Linked DNA regions of Homo sapiens: region 1 is linked to region 2. Evidence: chromatin contacts called from ENCODE Hi-C or POLR2A ChIA-PET data. All regions are on one chromosome and are shown on one strand. Each heading gives the region's core, a stretch centred on a gene start or an enhancer-like site at or near the end of the contact. The rest is flanking DNA. Distances are from core to core; before and after follow the strand shown.

Evidence for each region. Hi-C counts contacts between places; a loop is a spot of excess contacts on that map. ChIA-PET counts read pairs that join two places held with the same protein, here RNA polymerase II (POLR2A). Pooled maps may share reads with other maps.
Region 1: a loop to region 2 is called in a map of endothelial cell of umbilical vein, with 5 times the contacts of the local background. The contact joins two enhancer-like sites. A Hi-C loop is called at or near these places in 1 of 168 maps with a recorded cell type or tissue (endothelial cell of umbilical vein) and 4 of 50 pooled maps. POLR2A ChIA-PET finds 5 or more read pairs at or near these places in 1 of 52 experiments (GM12878).

The regions. Positions count from the first base shown.
Region 1 is chr14:33,790,643-33,794,539 of GRCh38, reverse strand. NPAS3 (neuronal PAS domain protein 3) reads right to left here. Exons shown (of 12, transcript NM_001164749.2): 10 at 496-643. Among named protein-coding and RNA genes, the nearest start is that of SNORA89, 84 kb to the right of the region's middle. Within about 2 kb of position 1,664, at least 2 of the 41 ENCODE cell types and tissues checked have a DNase peak (open chromatin) inside an H3K27ac peak, as active enhancers do.
Region 2 is chr14:33,562,231-33,566,216 of GRCh38, reverse strand. The region is part of intron 5 of NPAS3 (neuronal PAS domain protein 3); the gene reads right to left. Among named protein-coding and RNA genes, the nearest start is that of SNORA89, 140 kb to the left of the region's middle. RefSeq lists an enhancer at 1,152-1,681. Within about 2 kb of position 1,281, at least 2 of the 41 ENCODE cell types and tissues checked have a DNase peak (open chromatin) inside an H3K27ac peak, as active enhancers do.

The sequences.
Region 1 (3,897 bases), core at 415-2,914, 230 kb before region 2:
TGCCCAGGAAGTCAAACCCTATGTAATATGCTAAGGGCATCAAAGGGAAGAAATATAAGAGGAATATAATGTTCCCTGCCACTTTTCTCCCGCTCTGTTTTACTTCATTTCCACAAGAACTGGAGTGTGTGAGTGTGTGTGTGCTGGGGAAGAGGAGATGCTTTTTGAATGCTTCAGCTGTAGGCTGAAGTCTGTATTATTCTGGCCTAAGCATTTGTGGGAAAACCAAAGCAACTTCTGCAGAGATGCCCAAATGTTGACAGACCAAGAATGATTGAAAATCTTGAAATCTTTCCTGCAAGTCCCTTCCAACATAGTTTGATCTTCTCACATTTATTTGAATCTTGTGGAAAGAACAGCAGAATTGCCATGAAATTCCACACCAGGTACTGTCAAAAGATAATATTCACAACATGTCGGCTATTAACCATAGCCATATTTTATATGGCATATTTTATAACCAGGACAGAAATAGAAAAGAAGTAGAAAATATACCTAAGAAGGTAATTCACCCAGATGATATTCTTTTCATTTGCATTCTTGGCATTAATAGCTATGGTGGCACTGGACTGTATCCAAATATATCCTCCGTTCTTCTGCATCCAGCGATAGTACTTTGTCACACACTGACCCTTATTCAGCACTGGCGAAAAAAAACAAAACAGAGGCATTGTATTAAGACTGGGATCAAATAACTTTTTTTTTTTTTTTATCTCTGCAAAACCTTAAGCCTAAAAATGGGAGGACCTACACCAAGCCAGGGTGACCCTCTGTATGCTTAATATAGAATGCCATTAGTAGGACAAATGAAATCAATTCAGTGGAGCGGCAGCTCTGGAGCCAGGGTTACTGGCATTTGTAGCAAGACTTTATTCCGTTTTGGGCAGCCATGGTGTGAAAAGAATAAAAGGACTACAAATCTCTTTGGCTCACAGAACACCTAATGCGGTGTGGATATTGTCAATGGATTTGACATCAGATGGTAAGAAAGGCAAATTTGTATGTGATTTATTCATAGCTTGGAGGTAGACCTCTTTGAGATTCTGGATATTTGAATGGTTCCAAAGATGCTTTACCCCTCGTCTTTGATCGTTTCTCCTCCGTGTGAGCAATCTCAACCCGCGTCCTTATATGTCTGTTCCTTTTGATCTTGTCTAACAGAATTTATAGTCCTCCGATGAACTAAATTTACACTGGTCAGTCGGGGGAGATTCTGGTGAGACTTCGCTGAATGTTGGAACAAAATAAATTCCCCAGTGGAGTCAGAGAGAAACACTGGCCTAAGGGAGGCACAGAATTGACTTGGCTGGAGCCAAACAGAGTGACAGCTCCACACAGACTCTGAAATATGGCCCCAAATGAAGGAGCAAGTAAAAACAATCAGTAATGTGAAACGGTGCCATTAAATACCCACTGAAAGAGAGCTTTAAAATGCAGATGTTAAAAATGATACTTGAACCAAAATCTCGCCAAGTTGAAATTGATTTGATTTGTATCTGGGTACTCCTGAGCTAGTAAAAGGGGAAAGCACAGTAAATCATCCCCTGAAATAAAGTGCTGTGGATGGGAATGGTTTAAAAGGGTGCCGGAAATGTGGAAAACCTGCTGTTATTACTTGGCTGCGGATCGCAGCAACTCGGCGCCCCGCGAAAGCTCACCGGCTGGCTGGCCACTAGAGGGCAGTGTGCACTCATCTACGTCGCCCACTTTTGGCATGTCCTTGCCTCCGTCTGCTGAAATGAAAAACCTCTAACTGCTGTAATAAATTTGGCTAAATTAGCTGCTAAATGGTTATCTCAAGTAATATGTATTTGCATTAATCATCTTGCTCTAAACCAGAACAAGCCAGAGTCCTAAAGACGTAGTAAATTCATATTGTCCATTTAATTACGGCTAATAAGTGCTTCATATACAACAGTTTCATGAAGTACATTTAGATTTTTTTTTTTTTTTTTTTTGGAGGGGGGTGGATGGGTGTGAAGGGAAGTCACTTTGGAAAAGGGCTGTGTTTAAGGCTGTGGAAGCTCTTCTCATCTTGTCCTGAGCCACTCTTCCTGGCTCTGAAAGTGCCACATCCATCTATTACATCCATAAACATATAAACTTGGAAGGTTTTCTTCCATTCTCCTTTTTTTTCTCACAGCACACTAACGGGACCGTTGTAAAATTTGGTAATTATGTCTTAACTGTTACTTGAAAAAGCCTCACTTTGATGAGTGTTTCAAATCATAACAAGTTTCATTCTGAAACTCCTCACCAGTTTAGGGTGTTTTGAAGGCCCGGAACTGTCACCTTCTCTTGGTGGCGTGGCTCCACAGGTTGCATTGTACTCTCCTTTTGTAGGCAATTGTAAGTTCTGCCATTCTGCATGCATGGCTTCCCAGGCTACAAAACTGCGTGGTGAAGCTGAAAGCAGTAAAATACTAACTCTGCCATACAGCTCTTCTGTCAAACCATTGTTGCATGCAACAAGATGTGCTTTTATTCAAATCCTCTCAACCTGGTTAACTATTAACAGAGGAACGATGGGTTATATAATTCTGTCCACTATTTTCACAGAGAAAACTTACAGCACCCCAATCAGTGGTTGGGGGTATAATTCTGTCTGCTTTGTGTCTGGAATGAGGAATAATTCCAAATGGTTCTAGTATGTTTAACAAAGGCAAAGAGACTAAGAAGCCCCTTTTTAGAATCACATGAAGAATACATTGAGATGGCAGGCCAGATCAGCACAGCCTGCCTGGGAGTTCTAGACTAGAATTTGACCAAAAGCAGGCAAAATTTTAAAAAGAATTATCTCCACTTTACAAAGTATACAAAAGGGGCAAAGGGATAAAGGAGTTATAATATCAAATTAGAATCTGCAGAATCAATGTAAAGATCACCCCCTCCTTCCTGATAATACTTTCTCTTAATAAAATCCCAATTTGGAAATAGACATCCAGCCAAACGTTTGGCCTCCCCAGTGGTCTGCACGTATGTGTAGCGAAGGGGGCTGAAAGGCTTCTTTGCTAAGGGACCGTATGGTGTCATCTTTTTGAATTACAGTAGGATGACTCTGGGTCTACCTAAATGGATCTGTGTTTCCTGAGAAGATAAATCCAGCACTCGTTTGTTAGGGCCCATGAATATAATAATACAGCTTTCTTTATCACCCAGGCCAAGGGTCAGCTAGCAAGAGAGGAGAGCTAAATATGAGAGGGGCAGGACAGGTGACTTCTGATGTGAGGAGGTATCTGTAAAAAGACTGAAGGGGAAGGGAATGGCTCACGGCTTCCTTGGGGAGTCGGGGAGCCACGTGATAGCCCTTGACTTCCTGTGGTGAATACCACAAAGCAGGTTCGGGAGCCCACCGTGGGCGGCTGAAGAGGACGAGTTTGACTGACCTGTGGTTTTACCCTGGGCCAGTCTGACAGGCAGAATTCCTAAAGGGTAGGCAATCTCACTTGGTCTCTCCTAGGGATTGGTGTTTTCTGAATGAGACCCCCAAGCGCCAGTGGGAATCTAGATAACTACAGATACGGTGCAGAGTTGGGACAACATGTTTACCAAAAAATCACCCAAGTTGCTTTTGGTTTGCAACAGATCTTGTAAAAGAAATCATAATGTTTGGGAGGCCAAGGTGGATGGATCACTTGAGGCCAGGAGTTCGAGACTAGCCTGGCCAACATGGTGAGACGCTGCCTCTACTAAAAATCCAAAAATGAGCCAGGTGTGGTGGTGTGCACTTGTAATCCCAGCTGTGAGGGAGGCTGAGGCACAAAAATCGCTTGAGCCTGGGAGGCGGAGGTTGCGGTGAGCTGAGATTGCACCACTGAACTCCAGCCTGGGTGACAAAGCGAGACTCTGGCTCAAAAAAAGAAAAAAGAAATCATAATGGAATTTAGCTTCTTTAAA
Region 2 (3,986 bases), core at 32-2,531:
TTCTTCACCAGGTCGCTATTTGCTTTTCAAAGTGCCCTTGTAGGCCTTCACCACCAAGCATTTATCAATTTAAATGTTGTAAATTGATAATGTGCCACTGTGCCTTGTACTGTTTCTGAATTATTTTGATACTTATATTTTCTCAATAGTCTCCAAACCCTCAGAGCTTCCACATTCAAAAGGGCATTTTTCTTTGTTACACCCAGAAGTGATGAACTTTTCATGATTAGTGTACAGGAGACAAATGTAGACTTGCTGGTTGGGGTGGCAGGGGGGTGGTCACAAGCTGCAGAAAATTATATATTTTTCTGCTTTTTTTTAAAAAAATTAAGGTATGTCTACTTGAAACGTTTTGAAAAGGGGGGCCATAAAGCAGTATTTGCATTCATTTATTAAAAGAACTCCAGTTATCCTAGCATTGAATACATTTAGAACACCAACTGCAAAAATGCTAACACTTGGCTCCATCATTGTAATCCCTCTGCTGTGTTGAAATAATACCTTTTTTGTCTTTATATTCCAGCTCTTTAGGATGTCATGATGCCAAACAAGAATAATAACTTACAAGGAAAGCTAATGTCTTCTTTTTTTTTTCAACCCCACTAAAGAAATATATATATCTTCTACAAGCAGGGAAGTAAGAGTATTAGCCACATACTAACCTCAACTTGATTTGCATTGAAAAACACAGAATGGAAGAGTGAGCCTTGCACTTTGGAAAAGCAAAAGAAAGACATGGCGGTTGCAAAGCATCTTTAACCTCCAGTGATTTATTGGCCCTCGGCCAAGTTATCAGGGGAATCTAATTCTTCTTTATTATTCAAATAAACCACATTTGGCACCATGGTTCCCTTTCAGAATAGCTTCACAAATAGACTGAGCTCTGTCATTTATTTGACCTTGTACTTGTGTGCTGTAGCTGTAATTTTATTTGCCATTTTATATAACAAATGCAGAGAAATCTAAAATATGGAGATGAACAACAGGATAAGGAAAGGAGTTTATGGCAAATATATCTGCATGGCTTAAAAAAAATACCAAATTTAAAACAACCACTTACCCCCTTTCACCTTCACCTCTATTAACTCTTATTATAATCTGCAGCCACCCTGCCCTTTTCAGCAAGCTGCCTTGAATCAAGCCAATTTGTAACCTTGTCTGCAGCTACCTTCTGGCTGGCTTACAATAGTCAGGAAATACCTTATATAAGGGTGAGGACTTGGTGAGAAAAAGGGAAGTGACTCATTATGTGCAGGAGGGGACTGGAGGCAGTGGGGGGTGATTAGAACACATTTCAAGAGAGGTTTTAGCTGGCACGTAGGGTATTTTCTAATGGTATCACCCCATACAAATGTGTAAATTTCCTGGCTTGCTCTAGATCTCATTTTTGTTGTAAACAGGACCCTATATTAACTTGAATGCACTTTGCTGGGATAGGTGTGCATCAGAATTATCCTGTCTCACCTCACTTTCCAGAAAAAATGTTTTCAGAGGATGTGAGTCCAATTGTATTCTCTGGTTAACTGAGTCTCTCATGTCCTCTGCCTCTGGCAACGATAATGTGAATTTCTCATGAGGGCTTAGAAGAAAATGCAGGATGTGAGTATGGGTGAAGGAAAGCCAGTTTGAAACCCTGTAAACCACCAAACTAGCCAATGCTATTGTGAGGCCTGGATGCGGGAACAGAACATCGCTCTCCGATGGTCTTCCGCACAGCTATGGCTGGCGGGGAATGGGCTTCTGCCTGCTTATGAGATTTGTAATTTGGGTCTTTGTGTTTGCTGTGTAGATCACGACAGCCTTGCTGTGAATATGGACTCCAGTGGAAGCAAATCAATGTCATAATCTACAGGTTAGCTCTTCCAAAATCCTACGTGAGATTTTCAGATTTCAGTCCCAGAAAAACTTTGCCTTCCTTAAGAAACAATGGTTTTTCATTTTTGATGGTTTACTGGATTTCCCTTTTTGCTTTGGTTACCATGAAGCTCATGGTTACATCTGAAACTTTAATAAAGACCATTTATAATAAATGGTCTTTTTATGAGCCTCTTTGTTGTGTTTTCCTACTATGTGGTAACAGTTTACCTACTTTTGCTTATCTCCTTTTCCTTATTCCCTAGTTCTATTTTGACATTATTTTTATCATATGTGTTTATGTAAGCTATTTGAAATCCTTTGTGGAAAGAGGAGAGTATAAGCCAACAAATAAATATTTCTCTAAGCTTTAAATCCTGTATCAACTAGAAATACTTTTTATTTATCATGTAAAGTCTCTTTTGGATTCTTTGGCGATTAAGCCCCTTACATTTTGGAAGAGATTTCATAAACGCTGGCTATATATCATTGCTACATTTTCAGTGTTAGGGAACCCATTCTGTTTTCTTAATTCATTTTCACTTCTGCCTGTTCCATTATAGCTAGAAAGCAGAGCTGTCATGAACAGCTCTGAATGCCATCATCAGGTATAACAAGTTATTCAGTCTCTATGCAAGCCAAACTCAGCATCAGTATGTGGGAATCTTCCTTTAAGATAAGGCCTCTTGGTGAGTAACTGGGCATCATTTTTACACAGGAAAGCAAGTCAACAGTGCATACTTCTATAACCTGAAACCAGTTCTTGGATGTTGTTAGGTTAAATATATACATCTCTCCTCTCTCTCTCTCTCTCTCTCTCTCTCTGTGTGTGTGTGTGTGTGTGTATGTATGTGTATCTGGCAAAGTCAAGAGGACTGTTGAGGAGCTTCAGAAATCATCATCATTCACTCATTCCCATAATTACAACAAGATGAGAATACTTTAAAGAGAATACCTGGCATGCACATGCCCTGGACACCAGGAGCTGTCCCACCCAAGGGAGAGTCAAAGAGAAAATCCGCTCTGGCTGTCTCTATCCCCATGCTACACAACAGAGCTCAGTAGAAGTTTCCCTATCTTGTTTTCTTGTGAGCCAAAAAAGAATCCTAATTCTATCCTGAGCATAAGCTGTTTTAAAGCCACCACATTTATGTACACATTGAAAGAAAATAAAACTGAGGAAGGGATATCTTGAGAGTTAGCAATACAGACATAGCTATGCTCTGTAACAAACTGACATGCTCACAGTCCTCCTGAACAATTTCACTGGACAAGTCTTTGATGACAGAGTTACACATTGTCTTTATTTAACAAAACTATTTGGAAAGGAAAGGAGGGTCCATAACTTTACAGATTCCTTATCACTGTCTAGAATTTGATAGAATAACCACTTAGCCAAAGTTGTAGCATACAAGCAGAGCATTTGGTTTGCATTTGATTAAGGGTGTGTGTGTGTGTGTGTGCTCATAAAAGAACAAATGCTTAATTTACTTAGAGTATATTTACTTTGTATATCACCCCACAACCCCTAAAACTGAAAAAGGGCATTGATGAAACTTGGAAAGAGTTGTATCTTGGGGACCTCTATTTCTCTATTAGGACTCAAACTGGGTTGAAAACTCTTTTCCAGAGTTTTAGCATAGATTTTTTGTTTTTCCCTCATGCTTTGGGCTTTTAAAAATATATCATGTTCTTATCAGATTCTTTTCATATTAATGCAGAACTATACTTAAGCTTTAGTTTTGAACTCTAAATACATAAACTGGTATACGCAAAAATCACTTTTAAATACATAAATTGGTATATGCAAAAATCACTTTCTACTGATTGACCCCTCATCAATTCAGTTGTATAGTGCTGCCAAATGAAGGCCCATGTCTCCTATCTCATAGCCTCTACCTGCATATTTGACAGTTTCTGCCAACACTGAACACATCCACCACAGGAGAAGAAGGCAATGGCACATTTTGGCCAGGGTCTGCCCCTGGATAAGTCAAGATGCCGACTACTGGTACGTGCTTTAAAACCCATTATATATAAAAGCAAGGACTGACTGCACAAAAATTGCCAGATACTGTACCATGTCTACACAGTTGCTTTATTTCACAGAAGCGTCAATTATTTGTCTCAGA